Linked DNA regions of Mus musculus: regions 1 and 2 are each linked to region 3. The links are chromatin loops, found by intact Hi-C in ENCODE. Cell type or tissue: heart. All regions are shown on one strand.

Evidence for each region. A loop is a pair of places that touch in the nucleus more often than their neighbours do. Peaks named below come from ENCODE experiments on the same cell type or tissue, not always from the same donor. Only the 100,000 strongest peaks of a DNase experiment are listed, where the experiment ranks them.
Region 1: a loop joins it to region 3, with 2.2 times the contacts of the local background. A loop is called at or near these places in 2 of 42 quality-filtered maps.
Region 2: it touches region 3 in a loop (2.4-fold over the local background); 2 of 42 quality-filtered maps call a loop at or near these places.

Annotation. Positions count from the first base shown.
Region 1 is chr1:77,302,728-77,310,727 of GRCm38, forward strand. No RefSeq gene overlaps it. Among named protein-coding and RNA genes, the nearest start is that of Mir6352, 190 kb to the right of the region's middle. In heart, no CTCF peak of the experiment used is centred here; no DNase peak of the experiment used is centred here.
Region 2 is chr1:77,438,452-77,446,451 of GRCm38, forward strand. It overlaps Epha4 (Eph receptor A4), which reads right to left. Exons shown (of 18, transcript NM_007936.3): 4 at 6,414-6,569. Among named protein-coding and RNA genes, the nearest start is that of Mir6352, 54 kb to the right of the region's middle. In heart, no CTCF peak of the experiment used is centred here; a DNase peak (open chromatin) is centred at 3,760.
Region 3 is chr1:77,198,893-77,206,892 of GRCm38, forward strand. No RefSeq gene overlaps it. Among named protein-coding and RNA genes, the nearest start is that of Mir6352, 290 kb to the right of the region's middle. In heart, no CTCF peak of the experiment used is centred here; DNase peaks (open chromatin) are centred at 2,649, 2,839 and 4,309.

The DNA.
Region 1 (8,000 bases), 100 kb after region 3:
GGTGACCCCATAACCATAAAATTATCTTTGTTGCTAGTTCATAACTAATTTTGCTACTGTTATAAGTCACAATGTAAATATCTAAGTTTTCCCATAGTCTTAGGTGATCCTTGAAATAAAGAAGTCGTGACTTACAGGTTAAGAACCATTGGTATAAACAGTATGTTTTTATTAAATATAAAACTCTTAATTTAGCAAGGGGCTATAGAGATAGCTCAATGGGTAACATACTTACTATGTAATCATATAGATGTGAGTTTGAATTCCCAGAACCCACAGAAAAATATGAATATGGCAAGAGAAGGCTGTAGCCACGGCACAGAGCCCAAAACCGGGTGGATGCTAGGGAGCTCCCTGGCCAGCCCAGCTGAAAGGGCAAGCCCCAGGCTCAGAGAGAGACTCTGCCTTAAAACTAAGGAAGGAAGCAATGAAGGAGGGCAAAGGACTTCCCGTGCAGCCCTGAACCCATTCGATCTCCATATCCCACAGAAAAAAGCCAAGCATGGTGGGCACACTTGTAATTTCAATGCTGAGAAGCAGAAGCAAGGAGAGTTTTGCCTCACCAGCCAGTCAGTGTAGCCTAATGAGCAAACCCTAAGTGGAAATCAGTGCCCCAGCCCTCAAACAAACAAACAAACAGGAAGATGGTGCCTAAAGAACAGCACTTGAGTTCTACATTTGGCAACCACATGTACGGGACACATGCACAAATGTATACCTGCCCACACACACCAACATACCACACACACACTGCATACATATACACACAAATATACACCATGCACACAAATGCATACACATATATAGACCTCATATACAGACATACACAGACATAACAATACACACACACACACCACATACCCCACACACACATACACACACATACAAACACACACCTCACTCATATACATCTGACACATATACACAAACATACAAACACATACCAGACATCCACTTCATACACACACACACAAGAACACACATATACCACGCACATACACTTATACACACCACACAAAAACACATACACACCCTGCATATATATACACAACATACACAAACACACATATCACACACACCATACAAACACACATATACATACACAACACACATACAAGCACACACATACACACATACCCCACCAACACAATCTATTTGTCAAAGATTTTATTCACTGATCTGTCTCAATAAATATCTGACGTCCTTTCCTTGCTTCAGTCAAATTTACAAAGTCTGCACTCAGTTCAGTATGTAAAAGAATTTCTAAAGCTTTCCCATAATTTGCTTTTGATCATAAATGATTTTATTTTAATCCCTCTTTTCTCTCCAAGCAGCAAATGAATTCTCAGACTTTGCACCACGGAATGAGGCATCGTGATGGCCAGGCACAGTGCGCCTGTGCCTACTAAACCAGAACTAGGGTGCAATTATATGAACCATCTGAATGAAAGTCTCGGGTTTTTTGGTTTGGGTTGGGTTTTTTTTTTTGGGGGGGGGGTTGTTTTGTTCTGTTTGTGCTCCTGTGTTTCAGAAAATGTTATTTTGGATTTATAAATATTTGCAGTGAGGCAGGTTTTCATTAGATTGATCAATTTTCTTTTATTATTTAGAAGTGTATACTGAGGCCAGAAATGTTAATTCTCTCAGCCCACTCTTGCGTCCATGACCTCGCTAGGCTCTTCCCATTGAACTGCAAAAAGCCTGCGTGCACAGTGTGCCTCTGCCCCAGGAAGGAGTCCTTACCATTTTCTTTCCTTCCTTTATTTGTTTGCTACTCTTTTTTTTACTTCTTTAAACTTTTTACTACATTCAGGACAGGCAGACAAAGCTTGTCTCAGGCTTCAATCAGATTGCAATGAGTATGTATGTATATATGTATGTATGTATGTATTTCTTTATTTTGCAGCTATCCTAAAAGAATACATTTTCTGTTTGGTTTAAAAGTCAAGATTGTTCTTCCAGCTCCCGGAGAGCAACCACTACTCTCCTTTTCACTTTCTCTGTCCAATAAAAAGATCCTTAAACCAAGAAGAACATTTGTAATACTTCCCTCCCAAGAAAAGTACCCCTCTTCCCATTCCTCCTCCCCCTCCTTACCCTCCTCCCCCTCCCCCCTCTCTCTGCAACAAAACCAATGGAAGCCATGCAATAAAAGAGACAGATAACCCCTGCCATGCCCAGTAAAGTCCTATTTCATCACCAATTTCACACCCCTGAACTCTGGCTGATCCTGGTCTAACATCCTTCTGTTACTATTGCCTGGTGTCTCTCCCAGCTCCAACTGGACACTGGATATAGAGCATGAATCTGTCCATTAAGAACACAGTGCCTGTAATCAAATACTAAGACAATATTATCTCAGAGCGTATAGAGGATATCGCTTTCTTGCTCCTCTTAAGTATTCATAGTTAAATGATTTATGGGCACACAAATGGATATAATGCCCTGTAATATTTTGTAATATATGACTGAACTAATATTTAATGTGGTTTTCTCCTTTGTTTGAATAAAAATCCCCCCAAAATACTTTTTTGCAAATGATCATTAATAATGTGTATTGTCAAGCACCCTTGGGTTCTAATAAGAAGCCTCAGAATTTATAGTCCCCAGCTTTCTGTTAGTATCTATAAATCCAAAGTGGGTAATGGCCCTCAATAAAATAGCCCCATCACCAGAAGAGAGACCTCTTGGTTCATTTCTGGATGCACCACGATTTTTCCTCAAATTTCTATAACCCATAAAGAAACTATCTCTTTGTGAATGTGATTCCAACAAACCTATTATACTGGCTGATACAATTTGTTTTCTAGGAGGCTATGACCTAAACTAACTTACCTCAGGTTTATGGATTTAGTGACTGCATTCTTTGGAAATATGGACTGCCTAGGCAGAGAGGAAACCACAGTGGCTTCTCCGGGACTATTTATTACCTAACGTCTTCTCCCAAAATTTAAAATATTTGAAGGAAAAATGTTTAAATAGAATTGTAACCTCACAGCCATATACTCCATCTTCAGCTTCACTTGCAAATCCATTATGCGCTTGGGGTGCCAGAGGGCTCTGCAAATTACCAAGCTGTTTGACGTTTTCTGCTTTCTGAAGTGGCTTTGGTCATTTATTTTAACAGAAGTGTTATTCCTTTAGCTTACAAGGTATTCAGTAGCGAGGTCTGAACAGAAAATGATCAGCCAGATGTCTGAAGGAAAAGTAAGGTGTTCTCAATGCAAGCCCGTCAGGGAAAATTTAGCACTGTCATAAGGGTGAATCTTCAACTTTTAAACACTTTAAGAGTATCCAGGAGAGAGAGAGAGAGAGAGAGAGAGAGAGAGAGAGAGAGAGAGAGAGAGAGAGAGAGAGAGGTCTGGTTTGAGGTGTAATTAGTGATTAAGCATCACAAACTAGATACTGCAGCAAGTGACAGGTCAGAGTAAGATTTTGTTGTTGTTGTTGTTGTTGTTGTTTTTCCATTCTGGAAAGTTTAGTTCTGTAAGACATTTGATGCTCAATGAACAGTGGGAAAATTCAGACAGCATCCTATCACAAGCTGGGGAACAGCAGTGGTACTATACCAAGTAAACCTGGCTCTGGTGATGTCACTGGAAAGATAGACTTTTAGTCAGTGTCTCCAATGCCAACTAACACGAAAAAGAATAGGATAATAACGGGGAGAAGAACCAAAAAAATGAGACAAGGAGGGAGGGAAGGGAAGGAGAGAGAGAGAGAAGGAGAGAGAGAGAGAGGAGAGAAAGGAAAGAGAGAGAGAGAGAAGAGAGAGGAGAGAGAGAGGATTGGGTGGGAATATAAAGTAAAAGAAATAAATTTAAGACCCCTTCTAATTTGGGGAACCTGCCTCCATGGGTACTGAACATGGGATTATTTTTCTTTGACCTCTCACAGTTGAACACTCCATTATTCAAGCTGAACCTTTATAAAACTATTCCGCACTACAAACCACAAATGATCTTGGCCCTGTTGTCAGGGCTGCCACGCTCTACCTCGTCTGTTTTGCAGCGGTTTCTTGCCTAAGTAACAGTCCTTTCCTGGTTCTCTGGGGTTTGTTTGATGTAGCAGTCTCCTTCCTGAGAGAACAGAGCCTGGTTTCTCAGGCAGTGGGAACTCAGTGACCTGGAGAGACAGTTCATACTCACTTGCTTCAAAGGCAGAGTCAACCTCTGGGGCCCGATCAGGAAGAGGTGGCTTCTTCCTCCCTCAGGCAGAGAACTGGGCTCTGGTTCCGAGACAGGCTGGCTTGCATCTTGGAGCAGCTAGAACTGTATAGCAGGGCCATGGTGTCCCCTCAGCTCATCAGTCATACCTGATGCCACTTCTCTTTAGAAAAAGGAATTTCCCAGTCCCGCCCATTCTTCAACCTTCTCTGACCAGTCAGGACAATGCTTGGATCTTTGAAGAAAATGAGACAAAACTGCTTTTAGTGTCTTAGGGTGGCTTCTATGACTGCCAATCCATTTGCCTCATAAGCTTAACATCTTGCTTGGGATTGAAAGAGTTCTGAAAACATTGCTTGGTACAGTAAGCCTTAAGGCGGTGCCTCCATTGTTTTCGTTTTCAAGTAAGTTTTGTTTCAGAGTTCTTTGATGGGAGATGTTATTTATTTGGGTTTTAGGTTGTACCTTTGGAATGGGAAGAGGGGGTTACTGGGGTCATATGTCCCCATTAGGGAAGAATTGTAACATAAAACAAGCTCTTCGGAGCAGGATTTATTATTCTCTGAGTGATTCACCCTTCAGGAAGGAAATCTTTGCCTCTCAAGTACAAAGATTATTTCAAACCATTCCCACTGAAACCAAGGCAAAAAAAAGAGATCAAAACTAGACATCTCTGACTTCAGATGTCCCAAAGCAAACCCTTCTGTTGACTGGTACATTAATGATCAAGAAGAAGCTTGGACAAGGAGGTTGGGGGAGGGCATGAATAACTTCAGTGAGAAAGCTGAGAGTAATGAATTCTGAATATAATAAAGGATTTTATCTAGCTACCACGAAGGAGAGAACCCTTTGGAACAATGAATGACTCCAAGGGTGCTATGTGTTTATAAAGCTTGGAGGAAAAGAAAAGCCAGTTTGTATCTAAGGGGAAGATCTGAATGGAATTTCCACCCCACCAAGTACATCCCTGGCGTACTGGGCAGCCAGCAAAAGCATCACAATATTTTGGCAAGCAGTCACATCTGGCAATTTCATTAGCTCATGCTGATTATTTTTTTCATCTGGAAATGGACCCAGATGTTTTAGGAGAATCTGTATTGGATCTGAACAAATCTGAATCCTCTTGGCAAAGTGCACTTTTGTAGATTGATACCAAACCCTTTAACTTCATCGACATGAAAGGGTCCAGATCTCGTTTCCCCGTGATTTAGACCCAATGGAGAGGCAAAATGTTTTGTAATGTGTATGTTCCATGCAGATGGGTCTGGAGACTGTTACTCTCCTGGCTCCTACAGACCACCCATAAAAAGAAAAGAAAAATGACCATCACCAGAGTTTAATGCACAGCGTAAACTTTAACTACCTTATTAGATAGTATATCCTCAGAACAATTGGCTATCCCCATTGAACTAAACAAAAGGGAGCTTAGAGGAATCCAAAAGACACAACAAAGTGATCTATCACACCATCCTTTACCTTTGGAGCGGATTATATTTCCGTCAACTACAAGCAATAAAATCCACAGCCCTTTTACAGCCCCTAAGAGAAGCAGATCCTCTAATCATTCTCTTTAGTCTTGTTAGTGTTATCTAGTTCTTAGTTTCAGTGGAAGGGTATTGGGCTCATTCGGAGTTCCTGGGTATTAGCAGCCCACCTTCTCCATCCTCTGAACTGTAGACGATCTAAGAAGCAGTTCTAAGGCTACTGTCTGCTTCTCTAGGATAGTATGTCCAGAGCAAAAGAGCTGTTAGAACTTCCACAAGGTTAAACTAATTCCAACTGTTAGCCTAATTCTCCTGACCCTTCTAACACTTTGCACTCAAGCCGACTCTCCCATTTATAAACAATACCATTCAATAATTCAATTTGATCATTGGGCAAGTAATGATTATATCTGGGCCTATTCAGATAAAGCAATAAAATTGTTTTAAAGCAAATAACATGGTTAATGTAGAGTGATTATACATGTATTTAACACCGCACTTGGGCTCAGGTTAGCGTCATACCTTCTCTGCCATCAGTCAATGATATGCCTGAAACCACGAGGCAGAATAAAAAGCGTCTTCTGTTATGTTCTTTCTGTTGGGTACTTGCTCCATCAATAAGAAAAGTCATTCAAACCTGGTCCTATTGCTTTGTGAATAGGGGCTGCTCAAGCTCTGGCTAGAGGAGAGTCTCTAGTCTTCCTCTCGTCTTCATTTTTCTTGGTAGTAACAATGTGCTCAGTCTCTCCCACGGATTCCATACCCAGGAGGTACAGTTATTTTATGTTTCATTTTCTGATCATGTAATATGCATAGGCATCACACTTTATATTATACAGATCACTTGTCTGCAATATAGCAACCTGACAGTGTCATAAAAGAAAATTAGAGCAGGCTGACAGGACTTAAGCAGACACCAGTTATTTCTTAAGGTAGTGTTAAATGAGATGCATTATCTATGATGAACACTGGATGGGTCCTAAATTATTGCTATTAGTAATAGGTAGTTTTATTTTATTAGTTTTAAGATATATGGCCATGATAATATAGCATGGTAGAAAGTAACGAACGAGCTTTGTTCTTTTTTTCATTTTACAGAATTACAGCAGAAAGTGAATTAATTTCACTTCCGTGGGCTTTCCTTTGAGTTTCTCAAAGTGATCCATAGGCTTATAGAGTTTTAAACAACTGAAGTCTAACTAAAACGCAAGTTTGTTCAAGTGAATGTATAGCCATGAGGAGTGTGTGTGTCTATGCTTGTATATCTTAATATACACGAAGCACTAAAATATATAAGCATAAAATGCTCAGATAGCTTCATAAGGCTGTTTCCTATATAAAATATAGGCCACATATATGTGTAACAAAGCATGCTATGGTGTGTAGTGTGGTGAACATAGACACACACATACACACAGTGCTATACAGGAAAATATGTAATTGGTTTTCCCCCCTTTGGAGGAGGGGTCAGACACTAGTGTAGCATTAGCTGATATTTATGGTTCAAATAATCCCCACGGCTATGTCAAGTTAGTGACATGAGAGAACCTGCCCAGACAGCCTGATTGAGCCAGCAGGACCTGGCTTTACTATGTCATTCCTAAAGGACTTCTGACAAAGAGGAAGGTTGAACTAACGTGAGAAATGTTTGAGCGCTTTAACATGATGCTTTCCCTACTTCTGTGCAATAATTAGGTGGTATAGGTTGAATAGGAAATGAGGCAATCCACTGTGTGCCTTTAATCCTACTGCACTGATAAAGCATATCAAAGCAGACATTTCAGGGCTACCACACAAATCTGGAGCTCTGATATCTACTGCTTCTCTCAGTGTTTCTAATCCCAGGTGCTTGCAGAATTAGGTCTTCATCTGGCCTATTTATCAATACAATCACTGCTCTTCATATGACCCTGTGTGAGTGTTTCCCCTTCACGATGAGTCTCTTTGTTCCAGATGTTAAAATAAGACATTTTATCCCATGCCCTACCAAAAAGAAAAAGGGGGACAAAAGTTAATTGTATCTGAACTGAAGTGTAACTATGGCCCTATTAAAGAGGTATAGTTATGGGCTATTGATCGCAGATTGCAGGAAAAGCTTGTCATGTAAAGTCAAGAGGTTAATGTAATTACAAGAATGGGCAGCAGGATCAGCTGTAACCCAGAAGTGGCGAATAACTAAAAGCTGCTTTAGAGACACATAATGTTGTCAAAGCATAAATAATTCATCCTAGCATTCGAGAGGAAATTACTCCTCTGTTCCAGCATATTATTCAGCCATTAAAATCTTGCCATCCAAAGACTTTTGATGTAGTCATATTGTCAGCTCTAAGTCATTCTGAGGCATGCCACC
Region 2 (8,000 bases), 240 kb after region 3:
CATTTACTCACAGACAGATGCACAGAGACCCTTCAAGTTGGCAATGGAAAAGTTACCATTTCTCATCTGCGGAGCGCCTCTGATCTTGGACACTGATAAGTTTCACCCAACAAGTGAAACAGAGCAGAAAAGCAAGGATTTATATTTCAGGTGAAGATGATAGAGACTCACTCTGTGAACAGGGCTAAGCAAAGAAGCAAAATGACAGTTGTGGTTTTAGATTTTTTTTTCTTATACAAAGCTAATGACTTCCTTCATGAGGTATGTTGCTTACATATTTTGAAGTGTATCAGAAATTGCAACAGTTTCCTTAAACATAATATTCATTGGCTCAGCCTCCTCAGTACAATCACTGAACACCAGCTAAACACAAAGGTCATAAAGGACTTCCTGTTCTTGCGTGGGAGCCTTCCAACCTTGAAGAAAGCCAGACAGCATTTTAGAAGGGAAAGGGAAATTCGAGGGGAACGGGGGCTAGGTAGCTTCGTAGTTACAGAATGTGCATTTATTATTGTTATTATTATTTTTTTAAGCCATACCATGGGGAAGGGGGAGTGGCTCCTGCTATGCTATAATCCCAGGATTTGGGAGGTAGAGGATCAAGAAAGAATTGAAGGAGCCGGGTGTGGTGGCACACGCCTTTAATCCTTAGCACTCAGGAGGCAGAGGCAGGTGGATTTCTGAGTTCGAGACCAGCCTGGTCTACAAAGTGAGTTCCAGGACAGCCAGGGCTATACAGAGAAACCCTGTCTCGAAAAACTAAAAAAAAAAAAATAAAAATAAAAAAAGTAAAAGAAAGAAAGAAAGAAAGAAAGAAAGAAAGAAAGAAAGAAAGAAAGAATTGAAGGTCATTCTCAGCCAATAGAGAGAATTAAAGGCCAGCCTGGGCTACCTGACACCCTCTCTTAAAAAAGTAAATAAATTTTAAAAAAGCTATAATTAAATAATTAATTAATTCCTGTTTGGAACAAAAAGTGATGACCGCAAATTCCATTCTCAGCTTCACTGCTTTCTTGGGTGCCTATCTCTCTCTGTCTACAGGCAACATTGCCAGAAAACTACAGTGCTTGTCTCCTCTGATCAAGTTCTGTGAGGGAATGTGGGAGACGCATTTACATTTCTGCTCTCTGACATCAATCCATAGGGAGTCTGAAAGAACCACAAAAATCCAAACCAAAAGCATGCACAGTGAGGGGACTTGGTTATATGACCTCCAACTGGGTTGGGTTATTTTTCAGAAGGAGGACAAATGAACTATTTGATTTTCATTAAGAGCAAATGTTCTGGGTCCTTGAAATACCCTTCTAGAGTTTTCCACTAGCTGAAAGTTACAGGCATGAAAGAGCATCTCCGAGCTCCTGCCCTTCAGACAGAGAACCTATGACTCATGGATAGCTGGTTCACCCACCAGGCACATGGTCACCTGCAAAATTGTCAGAGATGCAGAATCTCAGGCCTGGCCTCAGTTCTACAAACCCATAAGTGGCTTTCCCAGGGCTTCTTCCACAGTGATGTGAAGTGTATGTAACACTGCTCTGGCTGGGCCTGGTGGCACCCACCTCCCATCTTGAATTATCATAACTGGGAGGATGAAGTAGGTAGATCAGGAGACTGAGGCTAGCCCAAATAATTTAACAAGATTCTCATCTCTAATTAAATTACAAAGAGCTGGATGTCTGGTTCAACAGTAGAGCTCTTGCTTAGCAAGGCCTGAGGTTCAATCCCCAGAAGAAGAAAGGAATAACAACAATAACAACAACAATAATAGTAATAAATACTAGTGTCAACCTTTAGCATTAGGCTTCTTCCTTCTCTTGAACAGATATGGACTACTTCATTTTTAAATACTCAGACTGAAACATCTCAGTCTGCATGAACCACATACACTCATATTAGACTAACACTGGTGGTTCCCTCAAAAGTCCTCCAAACTCTTAATTTTTTCCAGGTGTGTGGATTGTGTGAACTTTTAGGTGTCTCCTTCAAAATTAGTTGGTACGACTTGTATTTACCTGGTCTAATTGTTCCCCAAGTGAACAAAAATCTGATTTTACAAGCCAGTGGAGCAGAGTCTCACTTTGGCCAGAAGAATGAGTCTCAGAGAGTGTGTTTTATTTCTTCATTAGAGTGCCGTCACAGTGAGCGATCACTAAATGCGGGCCTGCATAAGAATGCTTGGGTTAAAGACAGCATAATGAACAAAGAAGGTGCCTGATTATCTTGGCTGTCAGCACAAGGGAATTGGGTTCGTCACCTGGCTTAACCAACTGGGAAGAACTGATTAGCGGCTGGAATCCGTTTGAAAGGATCCCCTGATGTTTATGTTCCCTTCCATCGCCACATCTTGTCAAGAGAAGCCGATAAAAGTCGGGAATGGGGAGGATTTGTCTGTGGGATATGCGAACAAGAGGTTCATTGAGAAACTCCCACTATTTCCTCCTCTACTGAGCCATCTACTCAAGCGCATGGCAGAATGGGATTTTCTGCAAAGTTAGAAATCTCTATGTCTCTCTTGTGTATCTAGCAGTGTCTGCAGCAACCTCATGTGGCTACTCAGGTCTGGAAAAATGAGCGACTGAGTATAAATCTTAACACTATGTGTGCCTATAGCCAACAGAAAGGGAGAGATCCTCAGACATAGACTCTTCATAGAGTACATCTAACTCTGTAGAGATGGGATATCCATCTTAGCTGCATGAGACTAAAAGTCAGATTTTGTGTCCCACCTCAGTGATCCTGAGGTGCAATGTAGCCACTGAATAACTGAATTGTGTAGTCACTCAGGACAATAATCACAAGTTAGCATAGAGAGAAAGTAAAGTGGTGTCCCTTCCCTGAGAGGTGGTTTGGCCAAGGAAGAGACCAACTAGAGATAAAAGAGAGACAAACACTTCTCAGATTCCTACCGTGTGTCGGTCAGACCTTCACAAATATTTTCTTAATTGTTTTTTAAAAAAAAAAAACAGCCATAAGAATAAGAGTGAGAATCCTTTCACAGATAAGGACATAAAAAAACTCTTTGTCACTACCCCGACTTGGATAGTGTTAGGAGCTCTGGCTGGCTGGGAAGTTCGGTGAGCCTGTCATCAGAGCTATTTTGTCTTCATAGAAGCCCTGGGGAGCAAGCCAGCAGGATACAGTGATGGTCAGCCCGCAAGCTGAGCTGGGCACACAAGACACACAAGACCTCAGGGCGAACAGTAGAGGCAATTTAAAGGACTGGGAAGAACCCCTGCTGGTCTTTATTCATCACTCTGAAAGCTCACAACTCTTTTTCCTTAATCTTGTGGAACACAATCTCAGGGCTAGGGGGTTGGGGGTGAAGGGAGGGGCAAAGGATGGGACAGGAAAGTCATATCAATTTTTTAACAAATTTTGGTTTCAGTTTATGAGGTTAAAAAAAAGAAATCAGTACTTCTTTTTTTGCTTTCATTCGCGTCTTTGGGATATATCTTAACAATTTATTTCTTCAGCACTATAAGATCTCACATAGCTATGGTGCAGTTGCAAACAGCCCAGCATAACGCACATATGACAATCTCTGGAGATGCCCTACACTCCCAAGCACGAGGGACAGTCACTATGTTGGCACAGGGCCTAAGAGAATATGCTTGACAACAAATCAGAATCCAGAGGATAAAAAGCCGTTCAATGTTGGTTAAGTTTCCTGACATTCACTGCTCTCAAACCTTACCCAGAAGGAAGGAAGGAGTCTCTGTGAGAGTAGGTGGGGTTCCTCATACAAATAAAGGGCCATTATGTAAACATCAGCCCGAAATACTTCCTCTTAAGCCTGCTCTTGTGCCGAGTTCCCACCACTCAGGGACTGTTGTTTGGTAGTGCCTGCAGACAGAGACAGGGCCTTCATTCTTAAATCACCAATTAACACAGAATAAAAAATACTGAAAAGCTCAGGATTCTTTTTTCTTTTTTTGAGACAGGGTTTCTCCGTGTAGCCCTAGGTGTACTAGATAGAACTTACTCTAAAGACCAGGCTAGCCTTGAACTCTCTGACTCTCTCCCTGGGATTAATGGTGTGCACCACCACTACTTTCCAGCTAAAAAACTCAAGATAGAGGTTTACAAAGCAATAAGAAGCAGGGTATGGTGGTGCACGCCTTTAATCCCAGCACTTGGGAGGCAGAGGCAGGCGAATTTCTGAGTTCGAGGACAGCCAAGGCTACACAGAGAGACCCTGTCTTAAAAAACCAAAAACCAAACCAAATCAAAAAAAAAAAAAAAAAAAAAAAAAAAAGAGAGAGAGAGAGAGAGAGAAATCAGGAAGGGAACAGGATAGAGATGGTGGTGACCATGCAGAAACAGAACTTAGCCTGGGGATGGTTACTTTAAAAAAAAGTGTGTGTGTGTGTGGGGGGGGGGGAGGGGAGTAGTTAAGAGACCTTTACTGCTATGGATTCATGTAAGGCTAGATTAGATCCCTTTGCACTCCTTAATTCTAGAAGTTTAATGCTTGATCTGGGACACCAGGCAAGAGAAACAACAGCCCAGGAATATATACTTGAGTATTCAGGAAGTGCAGCTCCATTCCTCTGCTGGTCAGGGGCATCTGAGAGCTAACGGTTTCCCAGTTTATTAAACCAAGGAGACCTACAATACATGTCACTGCGTGAGCAGGTGATCAAGTTTACCGTGTAGAGTGCCGGGCACATCAATCAGCTACATAGTGTTTATATCACCTACCCAAAGTGCCTGGCATAATCTACATATAGTGTTACATCACAGTTTATATTGCCACTGTAGGTTGTCACCACAGTAGATTCTCTTGTCATAAAAGCTAATCCAGAGGAGATGGTAATTCCAGCACAAGTCTAAGATGGACCTGAATGAAACCTCTCTCCTTTCTCCCAGTAAGGATTGGTGGTTCTTGATTGTGCTCAAAAACTAGGAATGGCTTCTATGTTCAGTGATGCTGGCCCGGGCTGGTCCATCTGGAATTTATAGTATTTCAAGATCAAAATTATAAATAATAATAGTAAAATCTAAAATAAGTCAAGTAGAATTGTTTGTTGCGCACATTATAGATATACAACCACCATGAGGATATATAATAACTACAGTCCTCAGAGAGATAGAGAGGAAGTATTCCTCGCCAAATTCCAAAGTGCTCTAGAATGAGAGGTTTTTTTGTTTTTTGTTGTTGTTGTTTTGGTTTGGTTTGGTTTTTCGAGACAGGGTTTCTCTGTATAGCCCTGGCTGTCCTGGAACTCACTTTGTAGACCAGGCTGGCCTGGAACTCAGAAATCTGCCTGCCTCTGCCTCCTGAGTGCTGGGATTAAAGGCGTGTGCCACCACGCCCGGCTTGAACGTGATGTTGTTTATGCAGGAGTGATGTAGTAAGGGGGATACTTGATGTCACGTGAATGGCTGCAATCAAAATAGAGGCACAGTGTAAGTACTGTGTGAACTTGCCATCAAGCTATGAAGCATAAATGAGATTCAGGTTTATGGCTGGGTTTCATTTCAAATATTTGTGTGTACGCAGATATTGCAAAAATCCCCTAAATCTCAAAATGCAATGCTTTCCAGAACAAAGATATATAGCAAATGTTATTATTAGTTCTGTTCAACAGATGGGAAAATTACTACGACTTCGCAGACTAAGGAGTCACTTTGCTAGTAAACCATGGACTGAGAAACAAGCCCTGTAACTTGAAGTTCTGTAAGCCACATTACCAGGCTATGCCCTAAAAGGCAGTCTTCAACTGTACAAAATGAGGGAAATGCACAGGGCCCATCATTCCTGCCTTGGTCAAGGTCACAGGCACTGTGGGGTCTATGCCAATACCTTGGGAACACTGTCCAAAGAAAGTGTGAGACTTTCCTATCTGGAGTCAGGCCAGGCTTGCCAACCCCATCTATTCATCCATCCATCACTTATTAAGTGCCTAATCTGAATTAGGCATTTATTAGAGACCCGGCCTAAGTGTTACGGACACCAAACTCTGAGGGAAGAAAGAAGAGGTATAATGAAAACCAAAGCAATGGCCTCAGAGTACTCTAAGCTGTTTCTTCAGGCCCGAAACATTTCCAAACCCTGCCCTCTACCTAGTTCTCCTGTGCCTGTCAAATTGCCCCCAGCCCTTGATGCGATGGTAAAGCCATTTATAAATTCCATTCTCAGCTGTAATTACACTGTCAAACAACCTGAACACTCAATTTCTGCTCCACAAAGTAGTCAGTTGGCAGCTGTGCATTTTGAAGGCAACCAGAAACAGTGGAAAGAGGCTTTCTCTTCATAAGCATTTCGCCTGCTATGATAGAAGGGGATGCGTGCTTGATATCTAATTTGCCCCCTGCAAGGTTATCCTGGGAGAAAGTCCTGGCAGCACCCTGCTAGGTGGTAATGAGAGCTGCTGGCATCACAGGAGACAGGAGACAAGCAAACCACTTACGGGTGCAGGGCATGGAGGCTGCATCGTTGTCAGCTCTGAAAAAGCCTCGGTCACAGGTGCAGGACGTGGCTCCTTCCCAGACAGAGTAGCTGTGCGGTGGACACTTGGCACAGGAGGCGTCCGTGGAAAGAGCTTTGTAATATCCAATTTTGCAAGCTACAGGGAAGGAGAAAAAGAAAAGCAAACATGAATCACTGCAGGAACAATAGGGCAAAATGTGAAGGCATTTCCTTGCTGGCAGAAGTCGGGGTGGGGTGGCAGGAAGGAGGTGGCGGTGATCACCTGGCTTAAAATGCAGGTTCAATCAACCCAAGACATGGACTGATAGGTCCTAATGCAACCCAGGCAAACTCTCTATGTAGAGGAGGGTAGTCTTAATTTCTCATACTTCTCCCTCCTGCCTCTATCTCCTTCAGTGCTGGGATTGCGAGCATGTGCCACCATGCCTGGTTTATGGAGGGATGGCAATCAATCAAACCCAGAGCCTTCTGCTTGCTAGGTAAGCATTCTGCCAACTCAGCCACAGACCCAGCATCATAGCTTCTCTTCAAGGCTCACTGGTAAATCTGATTATGTGTCCAAAAGACACTGCCTTAAAACTCCTGTGATCGAGTAGAGCGCAATCAAAGTTTACCGGAATATCTCAGGGTAAGAGGCACTATCTTGATCCACCTTACTCTGTCCCCCTTTCCAAAACACTGCTGTCATCAATGTCTTTAAAAGGAAGAATCCCAGCTTCCAGCAGATAACTGCAACTTGTTACATGTCAGCTTTGACCTCCAAGTCTTCTGTCCCCCATAACTTGGACATACTACCACTTACTTTTGAATCTGAGGGTGTACATATGTGGGGGTGGGGGGTGGGGGCAGGGTGTTGATCTCTGTTTTAATCAACTGAATGAAAATGTGTCCAGACGCTAACACAAAATTGGTTAGCAGTTATTCCCTAATTATGGTTACAAAAAGACTCAAATAGAAAACACAACAAAAACATTTCAAGAAGGCAGGACTGGGCACTGCACAAGCCACTTCCTTTCCGGACAGTACAATGAAGGCTACTTAAAGATAAGAGTCTGGAATAAAAACCAGCTAATAACATGTTATTTATTCACAAGTGCAGTGTGGATTCCCCTACCTTCATTCATTTTCAGCACACACCCTCTGCCCCCTGCAAGGAGCACCCTACAGAGGTGAATTCAGAGAATGCAGGTTTTTAAGCACCTGCGATGGCTTTCCATGATCTCAGCTTTATAAACATCACACAGATACAGAGGACTACTTTCACTAAAGTGGAAAAACTCAATGCTGCTGTGAAACCTCGTCATAAAAATTAATTAATAGGGCTTTGCAACCTCCCCCTCTTTTTCCTCCCATACCTTTTATGATTGTTCTCTAAACCTATCTTAACCTAAAATAAAAACTGTACTGGCCCCATCAAGTATTAAGGTCACAGATAAGGACGTGGATAATTAAGTGGTTCCATAGCATCGGAGGTTGGGAAAGAAAATGAGTTACCCACAATTTCCTCGGTGCGATTTTTCTCTACACTAGCTTCATTTATCATGGTCTGAGAATGTGTCGATACTAC
Region 3 (8,000 bases):
CTTATAGGACACAATGAAAGCAGTGCTAAGAGGAAAACTCAGCTCTGAGTGCCTCCAAAAAGAAACTAAAGAGAGCTTACACTACCAGCTTAAGAACACACTTAAGGGGGCTGGTGAGATGGCTCAGTTGGTAAGAGTACCCGACTGCTCTTCCGAAGGTCCGAAGTTCAAATCCCAGCAACCACATGGTGGCTCACTGCATATTCTCCCTTTGAGATGGAGCAGTTTCTGTCTAGTCTAGTAGTTTTCACAATTTCCTTTCATAGAAGACTCCATAAGGGATTTTTTTTCTACTTCTATCATGTTTAATGTACCAAATAGATTTTAAACACTGGTTGAATGTATATTACTTTTAGCTTCAGAAGATAGTATGTATATTTAAGAGGCATTTAACTATTATAAATTATTTTGCTGACTTTAAAATGCCAATACTGAGTTATAGATTTTAAAATAAATTTTACTAAATAAAAAAATATAAAATTTTTTAATTGAAGAAGTGGTTTTCAGCTAGTTAATTCATACTTATTCCTTGACATGTAGTCTGTGGCCAGAGGGAAGGAGAGTACTCATAGCATGAAAAGAAGAACGCAGAGTGCTAAAACCAGGGGCCAGGATAGAATACTCAAAAGCCTGCCCCTCGTAGCATGCTTCCAACAGCTAAGCCCACCTCCTAAAAGTTCCACAGCCTCCAAAATCATCACTACTAGCAAGAAAATCAGTGCTCAAACCATGATGAGCTTGTGGGAGACATTTTACATGCAAACTATACCCAGAGGAGAGAATAGAAAAGCCTTCAATTAGGCTTTACCCTCACCCCATAATCTTATACCTTGTGGTTGAGACAGTAATTTGGTAACAAAATATAGCAAAAAAATAGAGACCAGCTTGTAAAGGCACCAAAGCCATGGCTGACCATGTAAATTCAGTCTCTGGAACCTCATGGTAGAAAAGAATGAACTCCCTCAAGGTATTATCTGGCCACACACACACATATACAAACACACCACAGAGAGAAAAAAATATATCAATCAATCAATTAATAAATAAATAAATAGAGATGTTTAAAGTGGGGGACCACAATTTTGTGGGTGAGGGAGATCAACAGTATATAAAAAGTACTCCCACTTTTCTTTTCCAACTACTGAACTTTGCCATTTCAGACAGTTAGCAGCCATATGCAATCTATAACCATAGCCACAACATCTGTGCTTCAGTGAGACTTTACTTACCAAAGAAAACAGTAAAGCAGATTGGTCCCAGGGGTGACAGTTTGATGACCCATCCCTGCACTGAACGTGTATGCTGTTTGATCATATATTAGCAACCCATTAAATTTAACTTTCCAAAGTGAGACTTTCAAATCCATTTCGCATTACCACTGACAATTTTATCTCTTACTGTCTTTCAAACTTCTTTGTTCTGTGAATATAAAGATCATCTAAATTTGGTCCTAATTACAATATTGGAAAGGAGCAGGAAGCAGAGAACAATAGACAAGTGTAAAAGCATTAGCCAGGAAGACAGAGGCCCAGCTTGTGTCCCTTTCAGCATTTCCCAAATCATTAGGAATTAATACATCAGCATGATGGACTTGTTAGATTAGAGACCAGATACCTCGAAGTGCAGTCAGAGTTCACCTCATCTCTGGAAAACTCCGGTGCTTGTCAGAGGCTGACACAAACCTCTGGACTCTCGCCTGTCTACCTGGACATTCTGAGACCCCAACACTACTAGTTAACCCCCGCAGAGGAGTCTCTGCACTGTGGACAATATTCTAAAAGAATTTGAAACAATGACTAAGTAATGAGACTAGGTGAATATTGAAGAAGAAGAAAAAAACTGCCCCCAAATTTTTATGTTATCTGACTTAGAAACACTCTGATCTTTATTATTTCTTTATTTTAAAAGGGATGTATGTATGCATTATATATGTATGTATGTATATGTATCTTGGCTTTCAAACAGAGTTCCCATGTCCTCCCATTAAACAAATGCTTTATGACAAAAAAAAAAGCAAGTTTCACAATGAAAATTCTGGGTGCTTATAGATGTTTTTGAAGGGTACACACAAAAAAAGAGCATTTCTTGCTTGATTTTACTTATGTGAGTGACCTGTGTCTTATACCAAAAGCATTTTAACTCCACTGGTAGGCAGATTGCTCAGTGGTTTTACATTGCTGTTTTTCTTTTACCAAACATATGTGGAAGGCTTTGAAAGAAGACTGCTGTTTTCCTCTTAAGATAGCTTTATTATGGCCTCAATATTCACATAAGGAAAACTGGCCAGCAGCAAAGGAATATACTTATAATCCCAATATTCATGAGGGAGAGTCAGGAGGATTAGAGCCAGATAAAGGCCAGCAACATAATGAGATAATATCTCAAAAAAAAAAAAAGTCAAAAGAAACAATACAAATTCCACCATTTCCTTCTATAAATCACACTGGTCTGACATTTCCCTAAACTTGGGTGCTAAGAATAGCCTCCTGTTGTAGCCCCAAAATATCTGCTTCCTTCTGCAGATTATTAAAAGAAGGTAGGAATGAGGCCCCTCCTCCCTGGCTCATGCCTACGTGGTGATGTCCACCTTGCACACCTCTGAGGTTCTTCCCTTTCACATGCCTTTTAGAGGTGCTAGGAGGTTCCTTCTTTCTGGGGCGACTTGAATCCCTTAGCCTCTGTTGAAACACTTAACTTTGGATAGTACCTGACTTGTTGGTGAGAAGCTACATGCTATAAACTTCAAGCAGTCAAGACTTTCTGGAAGTCCATTCTCCCTAGCAACTGAAAACACATAATCCATGTCCCCATGCAGAAGTCAGATCATTGAGAACATTCTGTTCCTCTAGCTCCAGGATGAGGCCTAATAAGGGCAACATTAATTGGCTCCCAATTCCAGTGTCAGCACAATCCAGTTGTACTGGAAACTCAAAATACTGACCATTTCGTCTGTATTATATTTGAGGGATTGTCAGAATACCTGAGCATTTTTGCTCACCTATTGTTATGTTTAAAAGGATTAAATGCATTGTCATTATGAGTATCTGACAGAGAAATGTACATGTTCAATAGAATTGGACACCAAGGTCTTATTAACCAGAGAGGATGTCTATAGGAGGATACACAACCTAGCACAGAAGATAACGTCTGCAATGTGGGTGGCAACTGAAGCAGATCCAAGACTGGAAAGAAATTCAACTGTGTTCAGTCATGACCCAGGTCCATACAATCACTACAGTGGGTGCTCTGCTTTAGATGTGGGGTTTTCCCCTCTGGGCAGCTTACTTTCGAGCTGGTGGAAATATCGAGAGATACTTGGATTATGAGACCATTAACTACATTGATGGATCATCTCATTGAACAGGCTGGTAGGAGGGCTCTGGCTGAAGGAAGTCTAGCTGGGTGTGACGTTGAAGAACATTATCTTGCCCCTCGACTCTTCCTGATTCATGGTTGCCACCAGGACAACAGCTTTACTCCCGCACGTACTCACCAACCTCCTTGGCTGCCTCACCACAACCTAACAGCAAGGCAGCCCAAGCACCTTGGGCTGAAACCATGAGCAAGAATAAACATTTCCTCACTGAAGTTGCTGAGCTCAGGTGCCACTCAGTCACAGCAAATGACAAATAATAGATAACACAATCTTCTTTGAAGCCATTATCCTTAATTGCTCTGGGTCAGACAGCAATATAAATAAGGATTGTTTCGTTTTGTTTTGTTTTTAAAAACAGCAGAACAATTCTACAACGATCTTAGGCCAATGAGTCATAATGTTTCTGCTATGAGCATAGCAAAATGTAATTTCCTTTCATTCAACTCAGTGTTTGACATCTTCAGCTTACCTAAACCATGGATACCTGGTAAGATGACCCTTAGCTTATTCAGTTAATATTTATATGAAACTATTATTCCCAGTGCTTGTACTCAGAATAGTTAACAATATTCTATCATTATATTAATAGGAAAAATGGCCCCTCCACTTTATTAATGAGAAGAGTAAGATTAGCCCTGGTATGTTGCTGGCATTTCATGCCCTTCAAATATTTTTAAATTATTTCCCTCACATCATCATTTCATGGGTGAAGACAACACACCAGCTTGAGACACCACTTTTAAATTCAACCCTTGACATGAGAAAAATCACTTCCTCATAATTTGGATTTCTGTTTGTCGCTGCTTCTACACTCAACTGAAAGCTACGGTTTTATGACAACACCCAAACAAGGGAAGCTGAACAGGAAGCCCTGCTAGCTTTTATTATGAGCAGGAAAGTTAGCTGAGAAAATACAATGAATGTTGGCCATTTGCAACCCCAAGGGAATGGGTCCTCGCAGAGCGCCAAGAACTGAAAATCCCTGAGGGAAAACTCACTGAGTCTTGGAATTTGGTTAATCAGTTATTTAGAGTTGAAACACTCTGACAGTTACCAGGCCTTCCCTGCACCAGAAGTTGAATTGGTCATTTCTTAAGGCGTCAAAAGCACTTTAACAATAATTACCTATTTAACACTATATAAACGTCCTTAGATTCGGAAATTTGCCCTTCTCTGTCCTGAGTGTGGAGTGCATGCATGCATGTGTATATTGCATGTGTGTGTGCATGTGAGCACACGTGTGTGCGCATGTGTTCATGCATATGTTTGCTTTTGGACAGTTAGTCTTAATACCTTATGTATAATAAACTTTCGTCCATTCTTTCATATGCTCTTTCTCCCTTTTAATTTTCAGAGTTGAATGTGCACACAGCCAAGCTTGTTAAAGCTGTCAAAATTAGGCAAGCACAAACTAAAGGAAGGCCTGAGCTCCTCTTTAAAAATCCATGAGGTATCTTTGTCTTGTGATACTTTCTTTTACTGTCTGGATCTAATTTGAGTTCTTAACTACGTAGGCGCGGTCTAAGATAGAATGGCTTAAATGACTTTAAAATCAATGGAGCATAGACATGCTTGTGAATTTAATATTAATTTGGGTTCTTGGAGCTATTTTTAAAAAGAAATATGTGTATATCCAAATTTCTCTTGGAACCAAAACCATCATAACAAATTATTTTAAGACGACAAAGTAAAATCTTAGCAATTATTGCATTAGCCCAAGAAATATCTACTAAACCCTAACCACACAGAGAGACACTCTCTTGTATTCAATATGCAAATAAATTGAACTCAATGTCATGCCTACTCCTTACCAAAATTACCTAATTTTGCCATTAGCTAGCTATGTATTCATGTCAGTATTTATTATCTTCCAGATTTTCTAGAATTAATGGTAAGCCATAACAGACACATCCTAGCTCAATGGAGCTTATGGATTCTTGAGGAAATCAGACAATCTGATAATCATCAAATATATAAGATGCACTGAGGTCAGGATGATATACAGAAAGCAAAGAGCCCCAGTGAGAGCACATGACTGAGCACCGTGGCCTTAGTAGAAAGGCTAGCAAGTCTGCCAGGAAGTAAGGTTTGAGCTGAAAGTGAGTGAGCTAGCCAGGTATAGTACTTAATTTTCTCAGTGCAGTGAGAAAACTACCCGACAAGAGCAACCTAAGAAAGGGAGGGTTTATTTAGGCTCATGGTCTGAGGGTATCGTCCACTGTGTCAGCAAGTCATGGTGGGAGGGCTTGTCTCAGTCACTGTTCTATTGCTATGAAGAGACACCTTGACCAGAGCACCTTATAAAAGAAACCATGTATTTGGAGGCTTGCTTACAGTTTCAGAGGGTGAGCTGTGGCCACCATGGTGGGGAGCATGACAGCAAGCATGGCCCTGGAGCAATAGCTGAGAGCTTACATCTGATACACAAGCAAGAGGCAGAATGAGAACACTGGGTATTGCATGGGCTTTTAAAACTTCAAAGCCCACCCCTAGTGACACGCCTCCTCAAGGCCATGCCCCCTAATCCTCCCAAAACAGTTCTACCAACTGGATCCTAAACCTTCAAATAGATGAGCCTATGGGGGGGTCATTCTCACTCAAACCGCCACAGAGCTTACTGCAGCTGGCCACACTGCACGTGCTGTGAAGAAGAAAAGAAAGAATGAACACTGGTGCTCTGTAATTTTTCTCCTTTTTATGCAGCCCAAGAGGTTAGCCCATGGAATAGTACCACCCATATTTAGGGTGCTGCCCACATGCAGAGGGGTCTTTCTTATACAGTGAAACCTTCCTGGAAATACCCCCATAGACAGACCCAGAAGTGTTTCCAGGAGGGTTCTAAAGTCTCATCCAGCTGAAAATTAAGACTAACCTTCACACCAGGTACAAACAAAGGTGTGAGTTGGATTGGTCTATTAGTCACAATTCTGTCACTGTAATAAAATAATAAAATATTCAAAGCCAGCCTGTGCTACAGAGCAAATTCTAGGCCACCCAGGGCTATGTAGGGATACATTGTCACAAAGAAAAAACAAAAACAAAACAAACAATTAGAACCTGAAAGTCATTCCCACCCCTTTTAATTGCCTTTTCTAGCAAATATACTAAAGCTCCCTCCATAAATTCCAAGTCACTTTTAATACTAAAGCTGTTATGATAAGGGGTCATTTGAAATTGTTTTCAGTTCTGTGTTACTAATATTTGATTCTGAGTCCTAGGCATTTGCTGTGTGGTTCTCTGTAGGCCACATTCCCTCCTTCAGGGCAGTGTTTCCTTGGAGATGCTTCATTCTGTCTGTTCTGGCATATGCTTTGCATGGAAGTTTCCTCTCCCCTCCCCTCTCCTCCCCTCCCCTCCCCTCCCCTCCCCTCCCCTCCCCTCCCCTCCCCTCCCCTCCCCTCCCCTCCAGGAACATGTCCTGGTTCCCTTTAAATTCCTATCTGATCTTATTGTCTTCAGTGATTGGCTCCAAGAGAAGGCTATTACCCAATCAGAATTAACCTGGCAATACGATTCTGGAAGTGAGTGTCTTCTTTTACAAAAGCCTCTAGAAGAACTCTTTCTCTTGTTAAGGAGTGTCCTCTTATATTTCTATTTATGCATATATGCCTGTGCCTTTGTGTGTATGTTCACCTGTGCTAGCATGACCAGAGAGGCTAGAAAAGGGCATTGGATCCTCTGGATCTGAACTTAAAGGCAGTTGTGAGCTGCTGGTGGGTAGATGCTCAGAACCAAACTCTAGTCCTCTGCAAGAACACTAAGTACTCTTAGATGCTAAGCCATCTCTCCTGTCCCTCTTTTTCTTTAGATAACAGCAACAAGGAAGGGCACAGAGGAGTCCCAGTGAGTCCTGGGATCCTTAAATCCAGCACACTGGACCTTCCTCAGGACTAGTTGCTAACAGTACATTGTTGCTTTGCGAAGCTTACATTAGATTCCATGTTACTTACACCATGACAGTGGATAGGCTATTATAAACAGTTTTTCTGGTCTGTCAAGAAGTAACAATGGTTCTCCAGTTTACTTCCACTTTCTTCCGTTTAAAGGATTTCATTTAAATAAGTATCTAAAGATGGGGCATGCTGACAGGGGCCTACAATCCTAGCCCTATGAGGATAAGGCAGAAAAATGGCCCTGAGTTCCAGGCTAGTCTGGACTACTACAAAGTGAAGGCCTGTATCAAGAAAAAATAAATAAATAAACCAATCAAAATATAAATCGTTTAGAAACCAAGCCCACTCCACAATACTAATAACATAATAATATTGAAGATTTCCCACAAAGTTGCTGGATTTAACATATAAACAATGCATCCCAATAGTTTCCTACTACACTGAGATCATTCCAGGTCAGCTAAAAGGAATCCTCTACTCCCAAATCCCTCATTATACACCTGGAGAGGCAAAGGCTCATACTGGAGTAACTTGCTCAAACCCAGTTAATTATTTGCAAAGTGAGGGATAGGGATAGAATCCAGGTATTCTAATCTGCCCTCCCCCCTTTTTCCTTTGTTGCTTATTAACTCATGACAAAGAGACTGCCGGCTCCTCTTTCTGTTGCATTCAGATTAAAGCCCAATGGCATGGTGTTTTGAATCCCTTCAGTGTTAAGAAATACCTTTGAA